Linked DNA regions of Homo sapiens: regions 1, 2 and 4 are each linked to region 3. Evidence: chromatin contacts called from ENCODE Hi-C or POLR2A ChIA-PET data. All regions are on one chromosome and are shown on one strand. The core of a region is the stretch at or near the end of the contact, and the rest is flanking DNA. Distances in the headings are between cores, read along the strand shown.

What was found. Hi-C counts contacts between places; a loop is a spot of excess contacts on that map. ChIA-PET counts read pairs that join two places held with the same protein, here RNA polymerase II (POLR2A). Pooled maps may share reads with other maps.
Region 1: a pooled map shows a loop between it and region 3 (6-fold over the local background). The contact joins the promoter of WDR82 here to the promoter of SPCS1 in region 3. A Hi-C loop is called at or near these places in 4 of 37 single-sample maps with no recorded cell type and 10 of 50 pooled maps. POLR2A ChIA-PET finds 5 or more read pairs at or near these places in 5 of 52 experiments (AG04449, GM12878, PC-3 and 2 more).
Region 2: a loop to region 3 is called in a pooled map, with 2.8 times the contacts of the local background. The contact joins the enhancer-like site here to the promoter of SPCS1 in region 3. A Hi-C loop is called at or near these places in 1 of 37 single-sample maps with no recorded cell type and 2 of 50 pooled maps. POLR2A ChIA-PET finds 5 or more read pairs at or near these places in 3 of 52 experiments (GM12878, H1 and activated B cell).
Region 4: a loop to region 3 is called in a pooled map, with 7 times the contacts of the local background. The contact joins the promoter of PRKCD here to the promoter of SPCS1 in region 3. A Hi-C loop is called at or near these places in 4 of 37 single-sample maps with no recorded cell type and 8 of 50 pooled maps.

Annotation. Positions count from the first base shown.
Region 1 is chr3:52,277,265-52,279,964 of GRCh38, forward strand. It overlaps WDR82 (WD repeat domain 82), which reads right to left and starts at 1,385. Exons shown (of 9, transcript NM_025222.4): 1 at 937-1,385. The coding sequence starts at 1,097. RefSeq lists enhancers at 112-744, 248-297, 318-397, 808-907, 1,377-2,008 and silencers at 1,098-1,177, 1,358-1,647.
Region 2 is chr3:53,179,466-53,182,165 of GRCh38, forward strand. PRKCD (protein kinase C delta) reads left to right here. Exons shown (of 19, transcript NM_006254.4): 4 at 112-311; 5 at 1,742-1,802; 6 at 1,979-2,141; 7 at 2,236-2,267. Among named protein-coding and RNA genes, the nearest start is that of PRKCD, 20 kb to the left of the region's middle. RefSeq lists enhancers at 1,447-1,496, 1,757-1,916. Within about 2 kb of position 1,451, at least 4 of the 41 ENCODE cell types and tissues checked have a DNase peak (open chromatin) inside an H3K27ac peak, as active enhancers do; they include GM12878, where a contact is called at or near this core.
Region 3 is chr3:52,704,672-52,707,371 of GRCh38, forward strand. It overlaps SPCS1 (signal peptidase complex subunit 1), which reads left to right and starts at 1,435. Exons shown (of 4, transcript NM_014041.5): 1 at 1,435-1,611; 2 at 1,973-2,032; 3 at 2,122-2,208. The coding sequence starts at 1,576. GLT8D1 (glycosyltransferase 8 domain containing 1) reads right to left here and starts at 1,120. Exons shown (of 10, transcript NM_018446.4): 1 at 776-1,120. RefSeq lists a silencer at 847-1,016.
Region 4 is chr3:53,159,948-53,162,647 of GRCh38, forward strand. PRKCD (protein kinase C delta) reads left to right here and starts at 1,262. Exons shown (of 19, transcript NM_006254.4): 1 at 1,262-1,481. RefSeq lists silencers at 764-1,713, 1,984-2,213.

The DNA.
Region 1 (2,700 bases), core at 135-2,634, 430 kb before region 3:
GAGGGCTGACAAGGACCCCCAGGGAAAAAGGCAAAGTGCTGTGCTTAGATTTTGCGAAAAGATGCAGGTATGGTGGGTCTCCAGATGACTTGTGGCAACATAAAAGTTTCATGATCAGAATTGGAATTCAAAGTGGACCAAAAAGTGTAATAGAAAAAAAAAAGTATGAAAGGAAACCTGAAATTGTTCTACGATGCTTGCTTTGTTTTAACGGAAGCTCACATTCAGGTCAGGATGGGACGACCAAGTTCGTTTGTGTGTGGCAAAAAGGAAGTTTTAGATGTTGCTGAAAAGTTCACTTATGAACGTGGGCACCAAGTCTGAATGAGTAAGAGAAAGGCTAGGAGCAGGAAGAAAAAGCAAGGGGGCTCAAAGGGGCACAACAAATAAATCCTGACAGCTAAGAAGTGCAACCCACGCGGTCTGACGGCAGAAAGGCCGCGGGAAGCTGAGGGGCAGGGGATGGGCGGAGTGCCAGGGCGGAATCGAGGTCACAGTGGAGAGAGCACAAGAGAGAGCTGACGCTGCCGAAGGAGGCAGAAAAGCAGCCCCTGCAGTCCTGCGTCGAGGCCGGAGCAGACCAGCACCTTTGACAGCCTGAGGAGCTGAAAACGCTACCTGGTGGGCCCAGGGTGGGCGGACCGGGCGTTTAAAGGTCAAGGTCAAGGTGGGGTTTGGCAAGTGATGCATAGCGCTCAAAGGAGACCGAAGACATACAAATAATATTATAAAATTATGACTATCGTTATCTTTTTTTTTTAAGAAGAAAAAAATAAAAGGTCTCCTGGACGGCTGCGGGGTGGAGGCGGCCCTGGCAGGAACGCGTGCAAAATAGGCTGGGGGCTGAAGTCGGGACGGAGGGCAGGCCGAGGGACCTGTGCTGGGCCACCGGAGGGAGGCACTGAGACTCGGGCCCAGGGCCTCCGCCGCACTCACTTGCCCTCCTGGCAGTCATAGAGCACGATGGAGTCGTCGTCGCTACTCGAGATGACCGTCTCGCCGTTGGGGCTGAAATCGAAGCAGTTAATCTTGTCCGAGTTTTCGCGGAACACCTTAGCGACGCGGAAGCTCCGCAACACGCTGTCGGTCAGCTTCATGGCGGCGGCTGGGGAAGGCAGCGGCGGCGCAGGGCCGGGGCGGGGCCCGGCGGCGAGCGGGCGGGCTGCCGAGGGGCCAACCCAGGCGGGGCGGGCGCCGCGCCGGCGGCTAGCGGGAAGTCGGCCAACAGTTGGGCCGCCTCCTCCTCTTCTTCCTGCTTGGTCGAGGGTCTTCTGCCTGGACTGTGGAGCCTCGCCGACCGTTCGTCCTCACAGCCACCTCACGGACAACCGGCGCGTCGCCGGCTCATTGTGTCCGCCATTTTGGGGCGACAGGCAGAAGCTGAGGGCGAGGAGCCTCAGCCGCGGCGCACGCCGGGAAAGGGGGCGGGGCGGGAACGGCGGAGCAAGGCGGGGAGGCGGGGTGGTGACGTCAGCGCGGCCGCGGCGGAGTGTAGTGGCGGGGCGGGCTGCTGGCAGGGAGCGGCCGAGACGTGCAGGGCCTTCCCGGGGGATCGGAAGGTTGCGGATGCCTTGGGAGCCGGGGGCCCTTGCGCGGGATTGCAACCCCCGCGAAGACTCTGGCGCCTCCTGCAGGCGTCCCGATCGCAGGCTGCGTGGGAGGGGGTACTGCAGGGTCGGGTATGCTGCTGGAGGCCGGTTTTGGGGGTGACTCAGGTGAGCCGCTCGCAGGCAAGCTTGACCGCTAGTCCACCGCAGCGTCCGCTTAGACAGCTTCGACCTCTTTACTTTTTTTTTTTTTTTTGGAGATGGAGTCTCTCGCTCAGGCGCGCGCCACCACGCCCAGCTAATTTTGTATTTTTGGTAGAGACGGGGGTTCACCATGTTGGCCAGGCTGGTCTCGAACTCCTGACCTCACCCGCACCCGGCCTCGTTTTCTTAATCGAGGTAGACTTTAGGTACAGTAAAAATCAGCCTTTTTAGGCCGGGCGCGGTGGCTCACGCCTTTAAACCCACCACTTTGGGAGGCCGAGGCGGGATGATCGCTTGAGCTCAGGAGTTGAGACCAGCCTGGCCAACATGACAAAACCCCACCTCTACTAAAATACAAAAAATTAGCCGGGCATGATGGCGCGGCTGAGGCACGAGAATTGAGAAAGGCGGAGGCTGCAGTGCGCCGAAATCGTGCCACTGCATTCCAGGCTGGGCGACAGAGCAGACGGTTTCCCCCCAAAAATTAGCCTTTTTAGTGGCTAGTTTTATGTTCTGACACCCATACACAGTCATGCAGTCACCACCACATTCAAGATTTGGAAGAGTTGCACTATCCTGTTTGTAGTCAACAGGATTATTTTAAAGGTTCTATCATATAAGTGATTATTTGCCTTAAAAGAAAGTTTATCTCTAACAAAGGAAAGCAGTATTTGAACAGAAAATAGGAACCAAGCTTCCTAACCTTAACTTTCTGGGCAAGGGGTTAAACTCAATGCCAACCTATGTGGCTTCACAGATCTGTATCTTGTGTGAAGCTCCTCAAAAGGTTAATTGCCTGGGGTTTCCAACAATGAAGATGGGGATTATTTATTTTTGCTTTCTTTAGCTAAAGAGAAACAAAAACGAGGAAAGGCTGTGAGACATTTCAGTCGCTATTAGGAAGGTTATTATCCAGAGACCTGTGCAATGGTAAAAAACAAAATGGAAA
Region 2 (2,700 bases), core at 201-2,700, 470 kb after region 3:
GCCCTCAAGGCAGGAGAGTCGGGCAGATTCTGCCAGGGGAAGGCCGTGGAGGTCTACGAGGGAGGGACAGAGGGGCCATGGCCCAACCTTCTCTGCCTGGCCTTGTTGCAGAGCGTGGGAAAACACTGGTGCAGAAGAAGCCGACCATGTATCCTGAGTGGAAGTCGACGTTCGATGCCCACATCTATGAGGGGCGCGTCATCCAGATTGTGCTAATGCGGGCAGCAGAGGAGCCAGTGTCTGAGGTGACCGTGGGTGTGTCGGTGCTGGCCGAGCGCTGCAAGAAGAACAATGGCAAGGCTGAGTTCTGGGTAAGGGGCGCACGAGCCGTGCCGTGTGTGTGTGTGTGTGTGTCTGTGTGTGTGTGCATGCGTGCATGTGTGTGCGTGCACACACGCGGGCTTGGTCAGTGAGCACAGCTGAAGAGCACCGGGCCCTGTGCTGGCCACCAGTCCAGCCCTGTGGCCAACATGTCCTGGGTGTGAATCCTGGCTCTGCAATTCACCAGATTCCCAGCCTCTCTGAGCTTCTGCTTCCGCATCTGTTAAGGGAAGGCGCTACTAAATGTGCCTACCTCAGGGTCAGTTGTTCAAATGAAAGGAGCAGCTGGATGTACAGGGCTTATTGCAGAACCTGACACATAGCAGGTGCTAAAGACGGCCAACTTCCTTATTGTGACTACTTTTTCCTTTTTAATTTTGGAAAGGCAGGATATGCACATAGTAAAACATTTTTAACTGCATGAAAGGGTGTGTCCCTGCCCCAACACCAGGCCACCAGGCCTCCTTCCCAGAGGCACCCATTATCCCAGTTCTTTTTGGAATCTTCGCATATATTCTAGGCCTTGGCAGCCATTGAGGGGGCAACATAGTGATCTTTAACAGCAAGGAGGTGGGAGAAGGGGAGGCTGACGGTCTCATCTACTTACCTGCTGAAATGGAGACTCTGCACAAGCATGTGGCCACTTGGCCATGTGCAGCTGTGTGTTCTGGGTGGCCACAGGATGCCAGTGCTGGCAGAAGTCCCCTGGGGTTACATGTGGGATGTAACCAAGATGTCTCCACCAGGAAAGGCCCTGTGACCATTGGAGGCTCTGATCAGCCTCCTGCGAGGGGTGAGGGGGCTGGGATGGGAGAGAGGTTAACACAGGGCTGTACTGACCCTTGGCCAGTCAGGCAGGGACACAGAGGGGCCTCTGGCTGTGCTGTCTCCGCTCCCCCAAGGGAGGATATCAGTCACCAGGTCTAGGTCTTGGGGGAGGTGAGGGGATAGAGGCTCAGGTCCCACCCTCGAGACTGTCCAATCTGCATGAGGAGCCCTCGGCACAGAGGGAGGAGCAGCGTGTGTGCACGAGGATGAGTGTGTCTGTGTGTCTGTCTCTCTCCGCATGTGCACACGGGTAGGGGCCTCCATTCTAAGATCCTTGCTAAGGGAGCTGCAGCGGGTAGGGGTGGGGAATTTCCCTTCCCGCTCTATTCCCCAGCTATGTGTCTGGGCTGGGTGTGGGCTGGACCCTTTCACTTCCCTAAATGTAATAATACCCCTGGGTACAGGGTGGGGGTGGGGCTCAGGAGTGGGGCTCAGGCGGGGCCCTGCCCACACTGGGCAGACAAGTGTCTGGCTAGGCCTTGGGGGGCTGCCTTGGCCTTGGGGGACCAGCCATGGGGGTGGGTTCTGAGTTTGGCCTGGCCCAGGCTGCCCTCACTGACCTTGTTCTCCCCTGGCCTCTGGCCCCCAACAGCTGGACCTGCAGCCTCAGGCCAAGGTGTTGATGTCTGTTCAGTATTTCCTGGAGGACGTGGGTAAGAACTCCCTGGGGGTGGAGGGCTCCCTTGCCGGGTTCAGAGGCAGAGCCAGCACTGAGGTGTAGGGAAGCTGCTCCCTTCGGCAGAGCTGTCCAGGACCACCCTGGGAGGGACTGTAGGGGTGCCACCCCTTCCAGATACCAGGGCTGACTTCCCTACTCCATGGTCACCAGATTGCAAACAGTCTATGCGCAGTGAGGACGAGGCCAAGTTCCCAACGATGAACCGCCGCGGAGCCATCAAACAGGCCAAAATCCACTACATCAAGAACCATGAGTTTATCGCCACCTTCTTTGGGCAACCCACCTTCTGTTCTGTGTGCAAAGACTTTGTCTGGTGAGAACCGGCCATGCCCACTGGTGGTGGTGCAGGGTAGTGGGGGCCGATCCCGGTCCCCGCTCACTCACTTTGCCTGGGTTTTGCCTTTCAGGGGCCTCAACAAGCAAGGCTACAAATGCAGGCGTAAGTGTCTCCACAGGCCAGTTTGTACGTATGTACCCATGTGTGCTCACGTGTGCCAGTGCCTGTGTGTATGCCAGTGCCTGTGTGCGCTCAGAGAGTGTATGCACGTGAGTTTTCCCAGTGTAGATACAGCAGCTGAGTTCAGTGAGTGCTGGGGCTGGCTTGCTGCTGCTCTGGAAAACCAGTTCTGCGCATCTCTTCCCAGCTCCGCATTCAGTGACGGGGAGTTGGTGGATGGCAATTGGGCACAGTAGAGTATTCACGCAGAAACCAGCCCAGGCCATGCACCAGGCCTCTTTTCCTCGGAGAGGCAATGATAGGTCCTTTACTGGCACATAGTGGCTGCATGTGCTTCTGTGTAGATGTGGGTGTCTCTGAGTACACAGGTGTGAGCACACTCTGTCCCTGAGGGTGTATACACGAGGCGCCGCAG
Region 3 (2,700 bases), core at 185-2,684:
GCCACGTGCAAGGATGAAAGGGCACTGAGGATATACAAACACTTTCTCCTACCCTTTCATCTGGCTGGCTCCCACTTGGCATTCAAAGGTCAAGGTAGCCTCCTCCAAACTCCACGTTGAGCTGCACCTCCCCTGAGCTCCCACATCTGGGCCTCCCTCTCCCAGGGCTAATCCAGCTGTCATGTATTTCTGGCGTGATGTGGCTGTCTCCCTTGACACGCTCTGGGCTCTTCCAAGGCAACAGCCTGGTCTTGGTAACAACCGTGTCCTCGGTCTGCTGTCTGGCACAAACAAGGTGCCGTGAATATTTGCTGGTTGCATGAATGAGGACAGCAGTCCCACCCTGTCCCGGGAGTGCCTAGAATTCCACTGTTTGTGGCCAACCCAGAATACATAACCTGGGGGCCGGAGAGCCAGCTGGGACCCAGAGGCCCGGGTTCCTCAGAACGGTTTCTCTCCAAAACGTGGGCATCCCACCTGGCTGACGGTAACGGAGGAGGGTCTAAGATTTAGAGATACACCAGCCTTGAAAGAGAGGCTGAGTGAACCTTTGGCTGGCCTCTATCGGGAGGGCCCAGCCTGGGTCTGTGAGGGTCAGTAAAGCCGGCCACAATGTGAGAGGGCTGAGTTCGGGAGCCCCCAGATGAGGGACTTTCTACGCGGATGAGAGGGACAGCCGAGCACCAGGGTCCCCTCTCCAAGGGAATTCTCTCTGTTGTGGATGCCGCCTAGGGTAGCCCCCCTAAATTCCAAGGGTCAGTAGGGCCCCCCTTACACTTTGAAGTGATCGGAAAGTGATGTGACGCTCCGGGGATCCCACCAGGCTCAGAGATACCCCTGGTTAGGGCTCCGACAAGTCGTTCCCCTCAAAGGCTCGCCGCGGCCGCCCTTACTGCAGGCGATGGAGGAGATGCGGATGCAGCCCGCGCCCCGACCCGCCCTGCCAGCTCAGCGCCCGCGCCGCAGGCCCCGGAGCCCAGCCCGTTGTCTGGCCGCCCGCGTTCCCTGCACGCTGGGCCGAGCACACTTGCCCTCTAGCTCCGTGGCAGCCGCGCAGCCCCACTACGCCCAGCCAGCCCGCAGCGGTAACCGCTAGAGCGTCGCGCCAAGCAGGCGCCGCGGGGCAGCCCTGCCGCCGGGGTCCTCGCAGGGAAAAAGGCCGTCGCCATGGAGACGCGGGGGCGCCGGCGGCCGTTGGGCCGCGCAAGTACTGTCAAGGACAGTTTTCGGGACGGGGGACGCGGCTCCAGGCACCCAACAGCACTGACGGCGAACACTTCACGGGCGCGCGATGCCTCGACAAGGCGGCCGCCACCACCACCTCAGCTGCCCTCGCGGGCAGCACGGCGCGGCAAAAGCGCACGTCGCCTAGCGATGGCGCGGGGCGGGGACACGGGCTGTACCGGCCCGTCGGAGACTTCCGCTTCCGGGGCCGCCGCCATCGCTCTCCCGGGCTTAGAAGGCCCGGCTACTGACGCGCAGTGCCAGACCTTACCCCTCACGGTCCTTAAGTCTCGGTCGCCCTCGCCTCGCAGCCTGCCACCCGCGCTCAGCTGCCCGCCTCCTCAGCCAGCCATGCTGGAGCATCTGAGCTCGCTGCCCACGCAGATGGTGAGGGCGCAACCCGGGGACCTCTGCACGCCGTTCTTGTGCCTGGCAGCTTCGAAGCCCATGTTGGAGCACCGACCCGGTGCTGCGCTGTTCCGGGCCCGGATGGTTACCGTCCACCCTCTTTCCCGAATTGCCTCCTGGGTCCCCTTCTCTTCTACTCCGCGAGAATCTCCTGTCCATTCTCCGTGAGGGTGTTTCAGTTCCTCCCGGGAAGCCCAGAATTTAATATCTTGCCCAGGCCCTTAGGAGAGCGGGAGACCCTGATGTTGGGGTTACCCTGTGCCAGAGTTGTGAGGTCAGGGCAGGAATTGTATGTTCTCGGCGGTGGAACCAATTCTTTTTTTCCTCTGCTTCACCCCAGGATTACAAGGGCCAGAAGCTAGCTGAACAGATGTTTCAGGGAATTATTCTTTTTTCTGCAGTAAGTATTGGTTTTACATTTAATCTCCGCCCCCGCCTCCCTCCCAACCCTCAGTTTGAGTGTGTTTAATATACTTCATTTGTCTCTAGATAGTTGGATTTATCTACGGGTACGTGGCTGAACAGTTCGGGTGGACTGTCTATATAGTTATGGCCGGATTTGCTTTTTCATGTTTGGTAAGAAATTTGTGGGTATTAGTGGCAGCTTGGGTTTTGTGAGTCGGGTTGGTTTGGTTAGACCTACTCAGTAGTGAGACCCAAAGCCAACGTTTCCCTCATCCTTCCAAACAGCGTTTCCCTTTGCTATCATTGGAAAAGTAGAATGCCAAAATAGTGTCAGATGGTGCGAACTATATAAAAGGACACAGCTTATTTCCTTTGGCGGCTACTCTGGCTAATAATCTTAAGGTCAAAGCCAGCAGGAGTTTTCATGGTGCTCACGTTGTCCCTTCACCTTTTATTTATTTATTTATTTAAATTTTTTGAGACGGAGTTTCACTCTTGTTGCCCAGGCTGCAGTGCACTGGGGCGATTTCGGCTCACTGCACCTTCTGCCTCCCGGGTTTAATAGATTTTCCTGCCTCAGCCTCCCGAGTAGCTGTGACTACAGGAGCCCACCACCACACCCAGCTAATTTTTGTATTTTTAGTAAAGACAGGGCTTCACTGT
Region 4 (2,700 bases), core at 12-2,511, 460 kb after region 3:
TGTGAAGAGAAAGTCTTTCCCAAAGGATAGTCCTTGAACCCACCTGGTCTGGCCTTTTCTCCCCATCCATCTTCCGCAATCTCAACCAGGGTCCTCCCACCTGAACAACGTGGCAGCCCTTCTGTCCCCCATCCAGCCTCTCCTCTGCCCTGCTGTCCCTCTGCCCCATCTATCCCGCAGGAGCCCCCTTGAGCCTGTCATCCTGCCTGGTTGTAATAGCTTTCACCACCTTCTCATTGCTCTGTGAGAAGACCAAAGTCCAATGGCCTGTCTCTGTCACAAGCCCCTTTCTCAGCTCAGGCCACCTCAGGGATTGTCCCCCACTTCCATCCCTTGTGTCTCAGCTGGGAAGAGCTGTCTAGACTTTCTCTATCCCTTCTAGGTGGTTCCCCAGGACCTGGAACCCTCTTTTTTGTCTCCTGGGAAGTGACATTTCTTTGGATGAGTATAAGGCTAATGTCTTGGCTTTCTGAGCTCTGGGGACAGGGGAATGGACTCCCTAGAACCCCAACTGGTCCCTAGACTTTGAGCCTAGGGGACACTCGGTGAATAGATGAATGAGTGAATGAATGAATGAAGGAGTTATGGCTGACAACCAAGTTCCATGTCTGGAAAGGAGGCTCAGGCGCCTGCCAGGAGCAATAGAGAGGTCTCAAAGGTGGGGGCAGGAAAGCAGAAGACTGCCAATCGGGGTAGGGGCAACTGCCAGTCCGAGTAGGGGCAGTTCCCAGAACCGCCTGAGGAGCAGTGCAGCGCCCGACCAGCGAGAACCTCCGACCCTGGAGTCTAACCAGCTCAGTCTTTGGGGCAGAGCCGGGACAGCGGGCTTGGCGGCGGGCACCGCGCCCGGCCGCGTCCGAGCTCCAGCCAACAGGAAGAGCAGGAGTGGGGCCAGGAGAGGCGGGCCAGCTGGCCAGTGGGGAGTCCCGGGCGTGGGTGTGGGGAGCGGGGGAACCCCCGCCGGCCCCTCCCAGGCCCCAGCGGGCGGAGGGAGCCTCCCCACCGGGCCTCAGCGTCCTCCTCTGTAAAATGGGCCCCTTCTGAGGGCTGGCTGCGCGCTAATGGCGGGAGGATGCGAAGAGGGCCAGGCAGGGCAGAGGGACCGGGAGACTCGGTGTCCCGCGCAGGCAGAGGCGGAGGGACGCTGTCCCCGATTGCAGCTGGCGGGGCGAGGCCTGGCAGGGCGAGGCCTGGCGGGGGCGGGGCCTGGCGGGGGCGGGGCCGGCGGCACCTGGGTGAGGTCGCTCGGCCCCGCCCCCTCGCACTTCCGTGTGCCGCGGCGCCGGAGCCCGAGGCGGCTGTAGCCCACATCTCCCGAGCGACCCCCGGCGCCCGCCCGCCGCGCGGAGGCCCGGGCCACACCTCACTGGCCGCTTGGCCCATCCCAGTCAGCGCCGCGCCGAACCCCGTCCGCGCGCGCCGGGGAGCGGCGCCCCCGCCGCTGCCGCCGCGACCCTTGGCGCCTGCCCCTGCAACGGGAGGTAAGTGAGGGCCGGGTCCGGGCGCGGGATCGGGGCTACCCCGAGGGCGCGGCGCCCTTCCTTCCCCCTTCCCGCCCCAGTTCCCGTTTCCGAAACTGAGAAACTGAGCCGCGGTCAGCGAAAGTCCCGCCGCGCCGAGACCTGCCGGTGACTCCGTCCCCCTGTCCGTCTGTGTGTCCCTCCGCTAGACAGTGGGGGCTGAGGTCCTTCTGTCTGCCCGCTCCCGGCCCCTCCACCCGCCCGTGTGTCTCCCGCTCCTCCGAGGGGCCCGTCCGTCCCTCCCGACTCTCTCCCGGGCCCTGTGTCCGTCCGTCTGTCGCCACCCACTCTGTGTTCTCCCCCTGCGCGCCTCTCCGAGACCCGATCCTTCTGTCCCTCGCCACCCGATCCGTCCGTCCCTTGCCCTCCGCGTGCTCCATCGCCCCACCCCCACCCACACCCCTACCCCCGCCCGCCGCCCCCTCGATCCCGTCCTCCCGGAGCCGCGCCCCCGGCCCACGCTCGCCGCCCCCTGCCAGTCCAGCCGCCTCTCCGCTCTACCGCGGGGCCCAGGCCAGGCCGCCCGCCGGGCCTCGCCTCCCGCCCCTGGGTCCCTGGAGGCCCGACCCGCGCGGCGCCTCCTCCTCGCTGTCTCTTCTTTCGGTCTCAAGAGTCTTTCTCGGTCCCTTCATCCGTCTCTGGGCTGGGCGTGGCTCCAGTCTCCACCATCCCCCTTCCCACCCCACCCCTCCGCCCCTCTGAGACCCCTCCCAGGGTGGCCCCTGCCCGATACGGTCTGTACTCGCCCCCAACCCAGATGCCACTCCCGTTGTGGGGGCTCCACCAGATGAGGGGAGGAGGTCGGGGGGGGGGGTCCTCCTGGCTGGTGGTGGAGCGGCAGAAGGAGAGCACCATCGGAACTGCTCCCACTTCCCCAGTTCCCTCTCTCTTGGGGCAGGGGAGAGCCCCACCGAGCCCCGCCTTAAACCTGGTCAGAAGGATCTGCTGTGAGTGGGCGGGGGGTCCCCTTCTCTGACGCCTACCCTGTATGCGTGGAAGCTGTCTCCTTGTGCTAAGTCACTGGTATCTGGGTGTGTGGGTATGTTGTGTGTCTGTGTCAGCTTCTGTGCTGTCTGTCACTGTGGGACTTGCCTGTGCATGTGTGTCCTTTTTCGCATGTGTGACTTGCTTGTGTGTATGTGTGTATGTCTGTTTGTGTCCTGAGGCTCTGTGTGTGTCT